2 separate regions of the Homo sapiens genome follow, and region 1 is linked to region 2. The links are chromatin loops, found by intact Hi-C in ENCODE. Cell type or tissue: psoas muscle. All regions are shown on one strand. Each heading gives the region's core, and the rest is flanking DNA. Links, peaks and the distances in the headings are about the cores only. Region 1 overlaps LINC03036 (long intergenic non-protein coding RNA 3036). Region 2 overlaps LINC03036 (long intergenic non-protein coding RNA 3036).

Region 1 (9,171 bases), core at 379-8,378, 49 kb before region 2:
TAAATACACTGTGGTATGTCTGTTCAACAGAACCCATGAGCAGTATTAATAAGCAAGTAATAAGCAGTCCTCCCACCTCAGCCTACTGAGTAGCTGGGACCACAGGTGCACACCACCAAGCCTGGCTAATTTTTTTGTGTTTTTGTGTAGAGATGGGGTTTTACCACATTGCCCAGGCTGGGCTCAAACAACCCACCAGCCTCCACCTCCCAAAGTGCTGGGACTACAGGCATGAGCCATCATGCCCAGCCAAATCCCTTAATAATAATAATAATAATAATAATAATTATTATTATTATTATTATTATTTTTTGAGACGGAGTCTTGCTCTGTTGCCCAAGGTGGAGTGCAGTGGTGCGATCTCGGCTCACTGCAAGCTCCACCTCCCGGGTTCACGCCATTCTCCTACCTCAGCCTCCCGAGTAGCTGGGACTACAGGCGCCCGCCATCACGCCTGGCTAATTTTTTGTATTTTTAGTAGAGATGGGGTTTCACCGTGTTAGCCAGGATGGTCTCGATCTCCTGACCTCATGGTCTGCCCGCCTCGGCCTCCCAAAGTGCTGGGATTACAGGTGTGAGCCACCACGCCCAGCCATCCCTTTATTATCACGGATATTGCTGATGACATTTCACAGCTGACTGGGCTCTGCAGTTGAGAATTACTGAGAATCGCTGCTCCAGGCTCGAATCCATCACCTTCGGTGATGTTTGTTTGGGCTTCTCCATCCAGGCAGACACTAGTCACCACTTAGGGTGGGTTTGAGGAGTTTCATCCTTCCTTTTGGTGTTGGTGGGAGATTATCAGGGAAGTGGAGCTCAGGGACCCCCAGCGAGGACCCTTGCATCTTTGTGAGGTCGAGCATGGTGTGGTGGGAGGAGGGAGTCCAGGAAAACCATCAGGATGTGCTGATGATAAGCACTGGGGAATTCTCAGTGTGAAAGGAGAAACACTGAACATGGCTTGGCTTGTGGAGAGGAGATGCTGTTTGGCGTCCTTCTGAGATCTGCTCACCCTTTATGCCTAACGGCCTTGCTGGACCACAGCATGGATGCTTACGAGTTACTGTGTGTCAAATTTAGGCTCACTTTTGCCTAAACTTGTGTATTTCCTGGGGTGGTAATTTGACCTTTTCATCTGTTGACAAGCTTAAAAAGTTGCAGGAACTTTGCCCTCATGGTGGGCATCTCATGATCATAATGAAGTTATAAATTAAAGTCAAAATTAAGAAGTTAAACTCCACACATACACACAACCTAATAGGAAATACATGTAAATATTTACCTCATCTCTGAATTAGGAGGGCCTTTCAAAGCATTTAGATGATGGCTGATATCCCAAAGGGAAAAGTATCTGACAATATGAAAAAAAAAAAAAAAAAAAGTGGGTGGGTGTGGTGGCTTACACCTGTAATCCCAGCACTTTGAGAGGCCGAAGCGAGGGGATTGCTTGAGTCATGAGTTTGAGACCAGCCTGGGCAACATAGTAAAACCTTGTGTCTACTAAAAATGCAAAAGACAAATAACCCAAAAACCACCACCAACAACAACAAAAAAAACCTAAATAAAAGGTATAAAACATTAACAACAAAATGCTAAAAAGCAACAACAAACAACTATTTATGGCAAACATTTTCCCCTAACAAATATGCATGGCAAATATTTTCCAAAATATATTTGTCATATATACAAGAACACAGGGTTACTAGCTTTAATGTTGATATTGCTATGTACATAAAACACAAACTGATTAGAAAATTATTAACACAAAAATAGAAAAGTGGGCAAAAAATGTGAACAAATGATCATAGATAAAATAAAAATGATTTGTAAATATACGAGAAAAAGGTTACCTACTGTAATAACCAAAGAAAGGCAAATTAATATACTCTTTTACCTATCAAATGATTTTTAAAAATCTATCAGATTTTGAAGAATTTGATGAAGTGGATACTTTCCTGTACTTACGTTTTTGGAGAGCTATTTAGCATTATCTATTAACAACCTCAAATATTCATTTCCTATTGGATCAATGATTCGACTTCTAGGAATCTAAGGCGATAACCCCGAATGCAGTCAGAAATTCAGTAAAAATAGTTATTGCAGGGTGGTTTTAGCACAGAATTGAAAACAACTTATGCCCACGTAAGAAGTTAAATGATGCTAAAACACATGATAAACTATCACATGGTCAATTAAAGTTAGACTTTCTATTAATTTTTTATTTTTTTTTATTTTTGAAACGGAGTCTCACTCTGTCGCCCAGCCTGGAGTGCAGTGGCACGATGTCAGCTCACTGCAACCTTCGCCTCCTGGGTTCGAGCAGTTCTCTCGCTCAGCCTCCTGAGTAGCTGGGATTACAGGCATCTGCCACCACGCTCGGCTAATTTTTGTACTTTTAGTAGAGACGGGGTTTCACCATCTTTGCCAAGCTGGTCTCGAACTCCTGACCTCGTGATCCACCTGCCTCGGCCTCCCAAAGTGCTGGGATTACAGGTGTGAGCCATCGCGCCTGGCCTCTATTAATTTTTCATGACACAGGTGAATGCTTATGATATACATCTGTAACTATGGTATAATTCCAAAATACTATTGTTATTATTTTAGAGACAGGGTCTTGCTCTTGTTGCCCAGGCTAGAGTACAGTGGCATGATCATAGCTCATTGCAGCCTTAAACTCCTAGGCTCAAGTGATCCTCCTGCTTTGGCCTCCCAAAGTGCTTTGGGAGGCCAAAGCAGGAGGATCACATCGAGCTACTGTGCCTGGCCTAATTCCAAAATATTAACAATGGTTCTCCCTGGACTGTGGGGTTATAGAAGATCCCTGATCTTCCTCCCCAACCCTTCTTCTAGTGTAGTGGTCAAGAGCTAGGCCTTGGGGTCAAACCCAACTCCATCTTCAAAGCCAGTGGAGGCTGGTTGAGTCTTTCTCACTCTTCATCTCTAACACAGACCCTCCTGCCTCCTTGCTTGCTTATAAGGACCCTTGTGATTACATTGGGCTTTCCTGGATAATCCAGGATCATCTCCCTATTTTAAGATCAGCTGGCTAGCAACCTTAATCCAGCTTTAATTCCCCTTTACCATGTAAGGTAACGTACTCACAGGTTTGGATGGCCGTTATTCTGCTTACCACACTAGCTGTGTGACCTGGGGGAAGTCATTTCCCCGAACGTGTTTCTTCATCTGTGACATGGTCTCTCAACCCCAGCACCATTGGCGTTTTGGGTTGGGTCATTCTTGGTTGTGGGCTGTGCTGTGCACTGTAGGATGTTTAGCAGCATCCTTGGCCTTTCTCCATTAGATCCCAGTAGTAACCGCCCTGCCCCCCACAGTGTGGCCACCAAACACATCTTCAGATTTTACCACATGTCCCTTGGAGGCAAAGTCACCCCTGTTTAAGAACGGATCTATGAAGTAGCTATTGTTCTCAACTCCTGCTGTAGTTGTACAGAAGATCAGACAAGATGGTGTATGGAAAAGGTCTAACATAGAGACAGTGCATAGCAAGGTGCCCCCAAATGACATCTCCCTGTATTTCACTTTTCTGAATGCACATACTGTTATAGTCATTAAAACTAAAGTTATGGTCGGGCGCGGTGGCTCACGCCTGTAATCCCAGCATGTTGGGAGGCTGAGGCAGGTGGGTCACTTGAAGTCAGGAGTTTAAGACCAGCCTGGACAACATGGTGAAACCTCATCTCTACTAAAAATACAAAAATTAGCCACACGTGGTGGCGCACGCCTGTAGTCCCAGCTACTCGGGAGGCTGAGGCAGGAAAATTGCTCGAACCCGGTGGGTGGAGGTTGAAGTGAGCCGAGATCACGCCAATGCACTCCAGCCTGGGTAACAGAGTGAAACTCCATTTCAAAAAAGGGAAAAAAGATAAAAACAACCCCAAAATTAAAGTTATTAAAAATCAACTCTTAGTAGTTGGGTGGTAGGCTTGAAGAGTGAATACCGCCAAAGGCAGCCAGGTGTGGTGGTACGTGCCTGTAGTCCTAGCTACTTGGAGGCTGAGGCAGGAGGATCACTTGAGCCTCAGAGTTTGAGGCCATCCTGGGCAACATAATGAGACCTTGTCTCTCTAAAAAAGAAAAAAGAAAAGAAAAGAAAAGAAAAAAATGTCCTCAAAGGCAAAGGGTGCCTTTTCATTGAGAACACTAAAAATAAATTTTAATTATTCAAATAGTGGATTAATTCCTATTATAAAAAATTCAGGCCGGGCATGGTGGCTCACGCCTGTAATCCCAGCATTTTGGGAGGCTGAGGCGGGTGGATCACGAGGTCAGGAGATTGAGACCATCCTGGCTAACATGGTGAAACCCCGTCTCTACTAAAAATACAAAAAATTAGCTGGGCGCAGTGGCAGGTGCCTGTAGTCCCAGCTACTCGGAGGCTGAGGAAGGAGAATGGTGTCAACCCGGGAGGCGGAGCTTGCAGTGAGCCGAGATCGCGCCACTGCACTCCAGACGGGGAGAGAGAGCGAGACTCTGTCTCAAAAAAAAAAAAAAATAATAATAATAATTCAAACATTATAGACAAGGATAATATTTTCCTTTATCTCCTTGACTCCCACTCTCTATCATTACCTCCCCGGAGGTGACCCTGGAGTGTTAGTGTCACGAAGGCAGAGACTTCACTTGTACTTTTTCATCACTTTATCTCCAGAGGCAAGAGTAGTGCCAGGCACACAGTAAAATGAATGGGTTTAGTGAGTATTCTTCAGTTCTTAAAAAAAAAGTTTGCTATATAAATCTCAGCGATTGTTATCATAATCCAGTTCCATATGGTCTGGATATAATAGCCATATTTACTATGCCATATGTTCAAGTTACTTAACCTCACAAAAGCTTAAATGGATAACAATACTACTGCATGGCGTGGTTGTGAGGAATTCCAGGCTTTTTGCCATGCATTTATACATGAACACACGCACATGCATACACACGCACACACACACACACTTTTTAATTTAGTATATCTGTGATTCCATACATTCTGCAGTTTGCTTTTATCATTTACTATGTCCTAGAGTCTTTCCAAGTCAGTATATATACTGCCACCTCATTCTTTTTTCTGCTATGAGGATGAATCATGGTTTACTTAAGAGATGATAACAAACTCTCTGGCCTCTCCTCCCGGGATCTGGCAGGAGCTCAGAAAACGAATCTCTTGCTAAATCTCTGTCTGGTTGAGTAAGGTGCTCTGCAGGCTGGAGGAGCCTGTTGATATTTTAGTTTTCATCAGCTGTGCAAATCTGTGAGTCTTTTTGGTTTGAGTGCGTCAGTCTTGTCTGGAAATCTACACTGGGACTATTTTTAGCCTGTTAGGCCAGGGGATCTGCCGCTCTGTGGTCCAGTTGGTCATCTGCAGGTGCAGTCTCCAGCAAACGATCACAAGCTCTTTAAGATGTGCCTGGGCTTGGGGGGACCTGTCTCGCGGGCTTTTGTGGAACCTTCAATTCCTGGATTGTAAAGCAGGGCTGCAGGTCTCCTGGGATGAGCTCCAGCCAAGAGGTAAGGGACTGGAGGGAGATTCTTGGGTCCTTTCCCAATTCTGCCCAGACTGTCTCTAAGGTGATGCATGGACACTGATGGGACATTTGCAGTCTGGACTCAGCCTCTGCCTCAGCTCCACGGAAGCTGCAAACATTCACACCTCTGTGCCTTTGCACAAGCCTCTTCCTCTGCCAGGAATACCCTTCCCTTCTTTTTTTTGAGACAGAGTCCCACTCTGTTGCCCAGGCTGGAGTGCAGTGGTGCGATCTCAGCTCACTGCAACCTCGCCTCCCAGGTTCAAGTGATTCTCATGCCTCAGGTTCCTGAGTAGCTGGGATTACAGGCACCCTTCCTCCTTTTTGGCCTTCGAGGCTCAGCTCAAGTGTCCCCTTTTCAGGAAAGCTTCCTCCTTTCCCATGCAGCAGAGCTGGTCACTTTGTCCTCCAAGACCCCAGGGACTTTGTACTTGCTACCTCCTGGCCACAAGGCAGGACAGACCGCTGCCACCTGTCTGTTCCCTTCACTGATGGGGGCTTCTGGAAAGAGGGACCCTCAGTGCTCTCCTGGTGCCTGGTACATCATGGGACTTTGCAAATATCTGTTGGGTGACAGAAGCTCAGTGACTGCAGAATAATGTGATGAGTGCCACTGGAGAAGGAGCTGAGATCATGTGATCGGGAAACAAGGGCTGTTTTCAAGGGGCCACGCCTAGCTGGCTCTGCTCAGGATGTGTCTCATCATCCTCAAAGTGGTCTTTACAGGCTGGAAAGAGAAACCCAGTGTCAGAGACATGAATTTAACTCAGCTGAAGTCTCTCTCAAATTTCTAGAAAAAGATTAGCGGAAGATGCTAATTATTACACTGGTGCAAAAGTAATTGCGGTTTTTGCCATTACTTTTCTTGGCAAAAACCGCAATTACTTGTGCACCAACCTAATATTTCAGTGATAGTAGTTATGCATGTATCTAAAAGACAAAGCACCTTGAAGCACTCTCTGTGTTGAAAGTCATGTTGGATGAACAGAATAATGGTCCCCTTTCTACGAATCTGACCCTCAGAAGCCCAGCCATCTAGGAAGAGGCTGAGAAGTTGGGCGTGAGTAAAAGGCTTTGGGTAACTCTCTCCGTGTTCTACTGAGTAGTTTTGCTATACAGGAGAGTCAGCTCCTTTCTAGGAACCCATTAAATCTTTACATACATTTGTAACATTTTCTTTGATGACTCATGGTCAGCTCAGGCCATTGAGTTGGTGGTGATAGAGGAGGTGGTGTTAGACATACACTCGGCTACTTCTACGGATAGTACTGTGGGATGGCAGAGTGTAGTAATTTGGTAATGTCAATTCTGAGTTATTGGGAACATGTTAAATTTCATTTACTCTGTTTAAAAAGGCAGGAAGTGCCTAATACATTTAGTTTAGAAAATGATTAGCACACCTGACTGGGCGCGGTGGCTCATGCCTATAATCCTAGCACTTTGGGAGGCCAAGGTGGGCGGATCACCTGAGACCAGGAGTTTGAGACCAGCCTGGCCAACATGGCGAAACCCCGTCTCTACTAAAAATACAAAAATTAGCCAGGCATGGTGGCATACGCCTGTAGTCCCAGCTACTTGGGAGGCTGAGACATGAGAATTGCTTGAGCCTGGGAGGCAGAGGTTGCAGTGAGCCAAGATTGTGCCACTGCAATCCAGCCTGGGTGACAGAGTAAGACTCTGTTAAAAAAAAAAAAAAAGAAAAAAAAAAGAAAAGAAAATGACGAGCACACTAGTTGGTGTTTTGGGTGTCTATGATGTGGTTACATTCACTTAGGTGGTATCTCTCCTTTCTCAGCACCACTAGGTAAATAATAAAAACAGTGGGTAGCCAGGCATCGGTGGTGCATGCCTGTAGTCCCAGCTTCTTGGGAGGCTTACATGGGAGGATCACTTGAGCCCAGGAGTTGGAGACCAGCATAACATAGCAAGATCCTGTTTCTTTTCCTTTTTTGGGGGTCAGGGGGACAGAGTCTTCCTCTGTTGCCCACACTGGAGTGCAATGGCACCATCTCAGCTCACTGCAACCTCTGCCTCCTGGGTTCATGCAATTCTCCTGCCTCAGCCTCCCAAGTAGCTGGGATTACAGATGTGCGCCACCACACCCAGCTAATTTTTGTATTTTTAATAGAGACGGGGTTTCACCATGTTGGCCAGGCTGGTCTCAAATTCCCGACCTCAAGTGATCCACCCGCCTCGGCTTCCCAAAGTGCTGGGATTACAGGTGTGAGCCACCACACCTGGCCTAGCAAGACCCTGTTTCAAAAACAGCAAACAAAAAACCCATAAGTAACCCACCTAGCAGTGTGCTAAGAGCTCTCCTCTGGCTCCTCATTTAAATTCCAGTTATCCAGGGAGGAAGGTATCATGAGTAATCCCATTTTATAGATGTGGAGGCTGAGGCTAAGACAGGGAATGCAACACACCCAGGGTCACACAGCCAGCAAGAACTTGATGGGAATTGGAACCCAGGCTAGCAGATTCCAAAGCTGGTGCCCTTCACCCATCAGCTCTCTTGACTGCTAAGGTTTTCCTCTCTTGTTTCTGCAGACTGCAGCCTGGTGGGTGTGTCTGCAGCCTGGGGTGTGTCTGCAGCCTGGTGGGTGTCTCCAGCTGTCCTTTAACTTCTCCATTTCCCTCAGTTCCCTGGGAAGGTTCAGGGTGGTGGGCTTGCCTTTCAGGATGCCTTTCATCGTCAGGGCCCCTGTGTCCACTGCTGTGACATTTGGTGAGGAACAGCTCCCTTCCTGGAGCCAAAGAGCATTCATTGTCTGGCCACAGGAAAAGCACGCCACATGTCCCCTGACGACCTGAAGATGAATCCTGACTGCCTGGACATGCCTGGGCGGGTGTACCCATGGCCTGTGGTTGAACCAGCCACACCTTGTCTCTTGGCCAGAGGTAATGTCCAGGCTCATCTCTCTGTGTAGTAACTGGACCCAGCTGGAGGGTGGGAGGTGATAGCTCCTGGGAAGTCCGGTCCGGGGTCCTGGCCAGGGAGTCACAGTGGCTGCTCTGCAGGCTGCCCTGAGGCTGAGGGCTGTGAGTCCTGGGATCTGCTGGGGAAGTCCAAGGCATATCGCACCAGCTGCCCCTAGCTGCTGCCTGCAGCTGGAGGCCACAGGCCCCCCATGTTGAAGAAGTGTCACCTTCAAAGGGAGGTCACCATGCAGCAGCATCATGGCTGGAAAGGACCAGAGTGAGTGAGAGCCAGCATCGCTGTTTCTGATCCACCAGTGACCTGCTACACAGAAATGGCAAGTTATTTCTCTCCTCTGGATCTCAGATTTCTCACCCTTAAATAAAAGGGCACGCAGTGGCATGGAACCACGCTGACACCTATCACTGTTAAACGAGGCCAGGACACAGTCTGATCTCCATCTCCACTTTTTGTTGTTGTTAAATGAAACGGTACGTATCTTTGCTTCTATATATTTTGTGTAAAAAATATGGGGATATATAAGAAAATGTATGTAAAAGTGTAGAAGGATATATATGAAATTGCTAACAGTGGTCTTCTCCAGGTGGTAGAATTATGGGTAGCTTTTTTGCATAGTTATAGGTCTACTTTTTTTTTTTTTTTTTTTGAGATGGAGTCTCACTCTGTCACTCAGGCTAGAGTGCAGTAGCGCGATCTCAG
Region 2 (9,171 bases), core at 393-8,392:
GACATGGACCCTTTTCATGGGTGCATGGACTGTCTTGGCAACAGTGAAACAAAGATCACAGTCCCCATTTCACAGAAGAAAAATCAGCAGCGCGGAGAAGTTAAGGGGCTGCCCAGGCTCCCAGGGGGAGTTTCGGAGCAGAATTCGGACTTGGGCTCCTCACTTGCCTCTCCCCTACTCTCCCCCGATTCTTATGCAGTTATTTTTTTTATTCCACAAATGGCCTGTTAGAGGTTGAACTGTGCTCCTCTACCCCACCCCAAATTCACATGTTTTGTTCCTAATCCCCAGTACCTCAGAATGTGACTTTATTTGAAAACAGGATCATTGCAGATGTAATTAAGATGAGGCCATTCTGCATTAGGGTGAACCTCATAAAAAGGGGAAATCTGGACAGAGACACACACAGGGAGAAGGCCACACGAAGACGAAGGCAGAAATGGGGTGAATGCCACACATTGCCAGCCCCCCGCAGATGCTAGGAGGGAAGCTTGGAAGGAATTCTCCCCACAGCCTTCAGAAGGAGCCAATCCTATTGTTACAGGAAAGGGGTCCCGATCCAGATCCCAAGAGAGGGTTGTAGGATCTATCGCAAGAAGAATTCAGGGCAAGTAGTCTGTAATGTGAGAGTAAGTTTATTAGGAAAGTAAAGGATTAAAAGAATGGCTACTCCATAGACAGCAGCCTCAAGGGCTGCTGGTTGCCTATTTTTATGGTTATTTCTTGATGATATGCTAAACAAGGGGTAGATGATTCAGGCCTCCCATTTTTAGAGCATATACGGTAACTTTCTAACGTTGCCATGGCATTCGTAAACTGTCATGGCCCTGGTGGGAGTACAGCAAGAACGACCAGAGGTCATCCTCTGGTGGCCATCTAGGTTTTGGTGGGTTTTGGCCGGCTTCTTTAATGCAAACTGTTTTATCAGCAAGGTCTTTATGACCTGTATCTTGTGCTGACCTTCTATTTCATTCTGTGACTAAGAATGCCTAACCTCCTGGGAATGCAGCCCAGCAGGTCTCAGCCATATTTTACCCAGCTCCTATTCAAGATGGAGTTACTCTGGTTCAAACGCCTCTGACACTATGACACTCTGGTTTTGGATTTCTCATCTCCTGAATGGAGACAATAAATTTCTGTCACTTAAGCCACATGGTTTGTGGTCCCTTTCTTACTGCATCGTAGAAAACTGCAACGCTGCTCATAAGCCTAGTCCCAGGGGTCTCTAAAGCACACTGAGCTGGTCCCTCCTGTTCCTCCGGCCTCATCTCTGACTATCCCCTCCCTTCTGTGAGCTCCAGACACACCTGCCTTCTACATAATCAGTTTTTAAACAGCTTTACTGGGGTGTGATAGACTTCAATAAACTGCACATAAAGTGTGTAATTTGAGTTTTGGCACATGTACACAACCATGCAACTGTCACTGCTGTCAAGATAATGAACAGATCAGTCCCCCAAGAGGTTCCCCATGCCCCTGTGCTCACTACTGTCCCACCTCCCACCCCAGGCAACTGTTAGATTAATTTGCATTTTCTAGACTTTTATATAAATGGAAACTTCCAGTAAGTACTCTTTTTGTTTTTGTACAGTGGGCTTTTTCAGTTTCTTGGAACTACTCCCCTGCCCTCCATTCACAGGCTCCTGAGAACCCTACAGGACCTGAGAACCGGGTGTGGCTCCCTGTCTGTCACCTTCCATTCGCCAGTGATCCTGTTGGGCCCCTGGAGCAGATGCCCTTGAATGCCAGTGTGAGGCAAGCATTGGGGTGGTGAGTGTCCTTGCACTTTGTAGGAATGAATCTCAGTGATGGATTAGAGGAGGGGCAGGGGGTCAGGTGGGGGCCGTGAGGCAGATGGGAGGGGACTTGTCTTAGTGTCTGTCAAGGCCAAGCAGAGGCAAGGTGTAGGGCGGTGAATGAGGCAGGTGTTCAGTGAGCTCTTTCAGCGTGGAATGGGACAGGAACAGCCTGTGTTGCGGGGTCAGAGGTCAGAGCGAGGGGGTGCTTGGGGGTCCAGGCTTCAGGAACCTCACTGGACATTTCTCACCTTTCTCCTCAGCATCCCCTCTCCTCTGCTGACAGGTGAGGCACAATTCCAAATCCTGGTGTTACTAAGAGGGTTGGTGGCATTCATGAGTCAGCGAGTCATTTTATTTTTTTAAATGAGATTAAAAAGTTCTTTTGCAAAGTACAACATTTCTTCTGTACAATTTATTGTAACCAGGGGGCATTTTAAAGGATAGGTGCTCAGAAGCTGAAGCACCAGAGTGCTTTCTAAACCAGAATAAGGCACACTTCCTCCCCATGGCTGCTGCTGACCTGAAAGCTACCAGTCTGGAGAGCCGAGGGCACACCAAGATCAAGGGGCTGGAGCTGTCGCTTAACAATCTGAGGCCACGGGTGATAAGTTCCCCCATCAGGTGCACTTCTCACTCAGGGTGGGGGTAATCGGCTCCAGATCCCATTTTAAAGGGGTGCACCTGCTTAAGATAGTCAAATGTCCACCTGAAAAGTACCCTACCAAGTTTTCCATGAATCTACATGAGGAGGCCTCATGAGAAATGCTGCAGATGCAGGTGGCCCAGCTTGGGGATCTGCCAGGATGCTTTTTATGGGTGGAATCACCTGCATCCCTTCCAGATCCCCAAGGCTTGGAGAGAGGACGCCCCTTATCACAGCTCCTTCTGCCAACTCCCAATGAGAAATGATGTCCCCACGGCGGGGGAAGAGATGGGTTTCACGTCCACCTCCTGCCATCTTGCTCAGGACCACACCCAGCCCCATGAAGAGGCAGGCAGGGTACTTTTCCAAACCAGTCCGCTTCATGGTGGGGATAAAATAAAGATGCTCTAGGTTTCCCCTCATGCTGTGTGTGCGTGTGCACATGTGTGTGTGCACGTGCGCATGCGTGTTTCCATTTAGGGACTGGGTGAAACTCAAAGTGAACTTTCTTGGAATTTCAGTGGAATTTCTTGGCAGGGCCTTACCTTGGGAAGGAGGAGGCAACCCGGAGGCCTGGGGCCAGGGCGGGGAGGGCGGATGTTCCTGTGGTCTCACCGGCTGCTTCTCCCCTTTCCTGGAAGCCCCAAGCCTGCCTTTGTACTTAGCTGGACCTGCTCTGCAGGACTGAATGTAACTTTGTGTAACTCTTGCTGAATTGCTGGAGGGCTTGGGCTGACTCCTACCCAATGACGATGTGGACACCACTTAGTGCTTCCTTATGCCTAGGCCAAGTGCTTGATACACAGCAGATCCTTTCACCCACACAACAGCCCTGTGTGGAAGGTACTGTTCCTTTCTGCATTTTCCAGATATGGAAGCTGAGGCCCAGAAAGGTTGTTTAACAGCCCACGGTCACTCAGCTAGGAATAAATGGAGTCAGGATTTGAATCCAGACTTTCCAACTTACAGCGTGGCTGTGGGTCAGAGAGCTTCCTTGATGGCAGCTGGCTTCGGCTTCTTACTCTGTTCCTCCCCAAGTTCCCCAAAAGGCCCTTGCTGTCTCCTGGCTTCTAAGTTTCTGCACAGGTGCATCCTTGGGCTGAAACAACCACTCCTGTATCCTCTCATGGGTATTCACAAGGCACACTAGCATGTTAAAGTTACTTCACCTGGCTAACTCCCACTTGTTCTCAGAACCTGGCTTAGAGACTGCCTCCTCCAGGAAGCTCTCCCTGAGTACCACCACCTCCAAAGTCCAGGCGGGGTACCCCTACTGGTACTCCCATGGCATCGGGCCTCCTCCTAGCAGGTTGTTGCCCACTGCTGTTGCCGTGGGGGTGCTGCTTGTCTGTCTCCATCAGTGCAAGCTTCTCAAGGGTGGGGTCTGCTCCTGTGTTTGGGGAATGAGTGGTTAACTCTTGTCTTTTGCTGCAGTGTCTAGGATGATCCATCCTTTGTTTCTGGTTAGGGATGTGGCCGGGTTGCTGGGGGTCCATCCCTCCTCCCTTCCTTGTGCCTCAGTTTCCTATCTGGAATTTCAGGAGACTCACAGTTACCCCTTGTAGCATTGTCATGAGGCTTTAAAGAGTGGATACAGATAGAGCCTGTAGAACAGCCCCGGCCATGTGTGAGCTGCCTTTACTGTGCTGGGTGCTTTTGATGCCAAGGAGGGGTGGGGAGGCTCGGCCCAGGCTGACCTACTTCTCCTCAGGCACTGCTCTCGTGGTGAATGACTCAGCATTTTGAACTCTGACTTCTTTCTTTAGGAGCCAGATCATTCTATTGCCATACCAAAGATATTTGGCAAGGTTAAATGCCAACTATGTGTATGGGGGGTGGTGGGGGGTGGCTGGGGAGGGGAACGGGGACACACGCGGTCCCTGGAATTCAGTGCAACACAGGACTGGAAGTCACACTCTTGCTGCAGATCTGTAGAGCACCAGCTTGCAGCCCCATGAACCTAAAGTGGCCCTGAGGTTATCCCACAGGGAGGCAAATGCATCTTCCATATGGGGAGCTCCAAACTCCCTGAACATGGGCCTTTTCCTCTGTTACCACTGGACTCGCTCTTGCAGGATTTTCCCAGCTCCACTCTACAGAGGCAAATCCCACCAGAGGCTCTGAGAAGAGGCTTCTGTGGTTACATAAATTTAGGACAAAATAAAAAATCAAAACTAAAAAAACAAAAAAATAGAAGTAGGACAACCATTCCTGTATCCGCTCATGGGTATTCACAAGACACACTAGCATGTTAAAGGCCCTGAGAAGTCGTGCAAGAAACTGTTCAACTGTTCCCTGATTACTTGACCACTGTATTAGTCTGTTCTCGAATTGCTACAAATACATACCTGAGACTAGGTCATTTATAAGAAAAGAGTTTTTTGTTTTTTTTTTTTAGAAGGAGTCTCACCGTGTCTCTCAGGCTGGAGTGTAGTGGTGTGATCTCAGCTAACTGCAACCTCCGCCTCCTGGGTTTAAGCGATTCTTGCGCCTCAACCTCTCGAGTAGCTGGGATTACAGGTGTGCACCACCATGCCCGGCTAATTTTAGTATTTTTAGTAGAGACGATGTTTTGCCATGTTGGCCAGGCTGGTCTTGAACTCCTGACCTCAGGTGATCCACCCGCCTCAGCCTCCTAAAGTGCTGGGATATCAAGCGTGAGCCACCATGCCCCGCCAAGAAAAGAGGCTTAATTGGCTCATGATTCTGCAGGCATGTATAGGAAGTGTGGTGGCATCTACTTCTGGGAGGGCCTCAGGGAGCTTTTACTCATGGCGAAAGACAAAATGGGAGCAGGCGTCTTACGTGGCGGGAGCACGAGCAAGAGAGAGAGAGGGGAGGTCATGCACCCCTTTGAACAATCAGACCTTGTAAGCACTCACCATCATGAGACCTGCACTGACGGGATGGCGCTAAACCATTCATGAGAAATCCGCTCCTGTGATCCAGTCACCTCCCACCTGGCCCCACCTCCAACACTGGGGATTATAATTTGACATGAGATTTGGGCTTGGACACACATCCAAATCGTGTCGACCACAGAACCCCTTTTCACATATTTTTCCAGGTCAACCATCAACAACCGTCGACATCCTGCAGTTCCAGAACACACTTTGGGAAACCCCCCACAAAAGTGGCTGGCGCATGGTTTCCATTCAAATGGTTAAATCTACCTTTGGAAACCTGGAAAGAGATCAGTGAAAATCTGTCTTAGTGTCCTAGAGCTAATATCAACCAAGTACTCCAAACTGGGTGGCTTAAAACAGCAGAACTTGATTGTCTCACAGTTCCAAGGGCTACAAGTCCAAAATCAAGGTGTCTGCAGGGCCGTGCCCCCTCTGAACCCTGCAGGGGAGGATCCTTCCTGCTCTTCCAGCTTCTGGCGGCTGTGGGCAGTCCTGAGTGTTCCTTGGTGTGTGGCGGCATCACACAATCTCTGCCTCTGTCTTCACCGGGCTGTCTTGTCTCTGTGTGTCTGTCTTTGTGTGTCTTCTCTTCTTATAAAGACACCAGTCATATTGGATTAGGGGCCCACCCTACTCCAGTGTGACCTCGTCTTAACCTCATTTCATCTGCAACGTCCTTATTTTCAAATAAGATCATATTTCAAGGTAGTGGAGGTTAAGATGTATCTTTTTGGGAGACATAATTTGAACCATAACAAAAACCCATCCGTAGCAGGTGGCTCTGGGTTGGGAGTTACTGTAACCATCCCAGGGGCTTTCTCTACTTTCCAAGATCTGGCAGCGATGCCACTGTGTCCAGTGAGTGTCTACTGCATGCTGGCTGAGTCACAGACACCATCTCATGGAACCTTACTGCAGTCCTGAGCACTGGGGTCTATCATTCTCCCAGGTTAAATGGCCCAGCAAGCCAGGGGTGAGTTGGGGTTTAACCCCAGGGTCTGTGTGCCTGCACCATCCTGGTTTTTATGATCTGTGCTGTGCGGCTTCAGGTGGGTATGAGCAGTCGGGCTTCAGAGGAAGTCACCATGCTGCTGTCAGATGCCTTTTCCACTGACACCTGGAGGGGCCACCCTGGAACTGGAGTTTCCAGCTGGGGGTGGGGCCTGAGCTGCTGGAACAGGGAGTCCATATGAACAATGTGTGCCCATGTCCACAGGGCATGGTCCCAAGTGACTGTCACAGCAGATCCAGGGTGTTGATGGGAAGGCAGAGCACAGGCCTGGGAATTGGGGAGGGGAACCAGAGGGACTCCCCAGAGGCTAGAGAACCAAGCAGGAAACCAGGAGCCCAGGGTCCTTGATACGGTCCACAGATGTCGCAGCAGCTGTTGGTCCCTGGCCATCTCACCTGTGCACTCACCTTTCCATTGTACGCAGGTGAGTCCTTTTCTTGGAAGCACCTGCTGCTCTGTTGGGCATGTGCTCTGAGACATTAACAGATGAACAATGACTCCAGGAGCAGCCCTCAACCCAGGATGGATGAAATTTGGTGTATAACCCCCCACCCCCACCACATGCCCTTACCCCCAGGTTTCTTCCCTTCAGGAGGGTAACTGATGAGTGGTCTGTGCCATCTCCTGGAGGTCCCCAGCAGGCTTGGGCCCCTCTTGCCAGGCAATAACCTGCTCTGGAACACAGCCTTCCTGCCTCTTTGCCTCAGCTATGCTTCCTGGGAGTAGCTCCCAAATAAACTCCTGGCACTTACAGCCTTATCTTGGGGTCAGACCCCAGGAGGCTGGCTGGAGCCTGTTCTTCCCTCCTGCTTCAGGCAGAGTTGGTCCCAGGGCCTGGGGAAGAAAGGAGTGGGAGCTGGTGAAGGAGGAGAGACTCACAGTTTGCCACCAGGGGAGGCTTAACATTGGAGGTTGTGAGCAACAGAAACTCAGCTGGAGTTTTGGTTTAAACCAAAAAGGGAAATACCAGTTTATGCAACAGAAAAGTTCTGATGAGGGTGCCAGCTTGAGGCACAGCTGGATCCTAGGGGCTCAAGCAAAGTCATTGCATCTCTTTCCGTCACCCAGCTCTGCTTTCCTTGTGGCTGGCTTCACTCTCAGACAGAGGGGGTGTTCTTCACCTGGTGCCCCCTACCCCAGTCCCAGGTTTATTTTCCACCTGCTTAGCAACCCCAACAGAAAGACTATGCCTCTTTTCCAGTAATTTTAGCACAAGTTCCGGTCCTCACTCTCAAAGTCCTGAGTAAAGGACCCATCTCTGAACCAATCCCAAAAGCCAGGCTGCAGAGGTAGTGGGCTGACTGGCCAAGTGAGGTCCTGGACCTGCCCACCATGGGGGATGGGATCAGCTCCTAAGAACTGAACCCTGGAGTCTGAGAAGGGGGCATTGTCTCTTCCTGAAAGATGGGCTTTGTCGCCTGTGGAAGAGGGCATGGGAGGTGAAAGCAGCTGATGAGGATGGGCAGGTTGGACTGACAAGTGCCAAAGGAGCATAGGACAATCGAGATAGGAAGGCACAAGCCACAGGCAGAGGGAAGGGAAAGGTGCAGAGGGCTTTCTTGTGGAGCCCAGGCTGTCAGATGCCTGCCCTGATGCTCTGTTATGAGAAGGCAAGGCGTTTTTAAAAATTAAGGGGGAAAAAAGCATTTGCTTCGTTTTTGGGGTTTGTTTTACAACTTTTAATTTTGAAATAATTTTAGATTTCCCCAAGAGTTTCAAAGATTATGCAGAGAGTTCCTATCCACCCCCACCCAGTCTCATGTTACCATCTTACATAGCATGCTGCATTCATCAAAACTCAGAAATGATCATCGGTATATCATTACTATTAACTGACTACAGACTTGATGCAGATTTCTCTAGTTTTCACCACTAATGTCCATTTCTGTTCCAGGAGCTAATCTGCTAATCTAGGATCCCACATTGCTTTTAGTTGTCATGGCTCCTTAGCTTCTTTCCTTCCTTTCTTTTTTTTTTTTTTTTTTTTTGAGATGCTGGGAGTGCAGAGGTGTCATCTTCGCTCACTGCAGCCTCAACATCCTGGCCTCAAGCAATTCTTCCATCTCAGCCTCCCAACGTGTTGGGACTACAGGTGTGAGCTACAACATCTGGCCCTTGTTTCTTAGTTTCGTCTGATCTGTGATAGTTTCTCCATCTTTCCTTGCCTTTCATTACCTGGATACTTCTGAAGAGGAGCAGTCAGGTGTTGAATAGAATGTTTCTCAGTTTGAGTTGACCTAATGTTTTCTTTTTCTTTTTTTTTTTTTGAGATGGCGTTGTCGCCAGGCTGGAGTGCAGTGGTGTGATCTCGGCTCACTGCAACCTCTGCCTCCCGGGTTCAAGCGATTCTCCTGCCTCAGCCTCCTGAGTAGTTGGGACTACAGGTGCGTGCCACCACACCCAGCTGATTTTTGTATTTTTAGTAGAGATGGGGTTTCACCATGTTGTCCAGGATGGTCTCGATCTCTTGATCTCATGATCTGCCTGCCTCGGCCTCCCAAAGTGCTAGGATTACAGGCGTGAGCCACTGTGCCCGGCTGATGTTTTCTGATATGTAGACTGAGGATTGGATTTGGGGAAGAAGCTCACAGAGGGGAAATGTCTTCAGTGCATCGTATCACAGGGGTACAAGATATCAACATGCCTTATCACTAGTGATGTTAACCAGGGGCTCACCTGGTTCAGGGGCGCCTGCCAGGTTTCTCTGTGAAGTGTTTTTCTCTGTCCATACTCTATTTGGAATGCTGGGATGTGGATGAGTTTTGTCCTCCCTAGGAAGGGAGCAGCCAACATTCTCTCTCTCCTCCCCGG

Evidence for each region. Peaks named below come from ENCODE experiments on the same cell type or tissue, not always from the same donor. Only the 100,000 strongest peaks of a DNase experiment are listed, where the experiment ranks them.
Region 1: it touches region 2 in a loop (2.4-fold over the local background); 7 of 110 quality-filtered maps call a loop at or near these places.

The regions. Positions count from the first base shown.
Region 1 is chr10:119,003,056-119,012,226 of GRCh38, reverse strand. All of the region lies in intron 2 of LINC03036 (long intergenic non-protein coding RNA 3036), which reads left to right. Among named protein-coding and RNA genes, the nearest start is that of LINC03036, 22 kb to the left of the region's middle. In psoas muscle, for the core only: no CTCF peak of the experiment used is centred there; a DNase peak (open chromatin) is centred at 5,166; H3K27ac peaks cover 3,517 bases.
Region 2 is chr10:118,954,272-118,963,442 of GRCh38, reverse strand. All of the region lies in intron 2 of LINC03036 (long intergenic non-protein coding RNA 3036), which reads left to right. Among named protein-coding and RNA genes, the nearest start is that of LINC03036, 71 kb to the left of the region's middle. RefSeq lists enhancers at 3,038-3,767, 3,768-4,498. In psoas muscle, for the core only: no CTCF peak of the experiment used is centred there; DNase peaks (open chromatin) are centred at 3,001, 4,112 and 6,542; H3K27ac peaks cover 2,539 bases.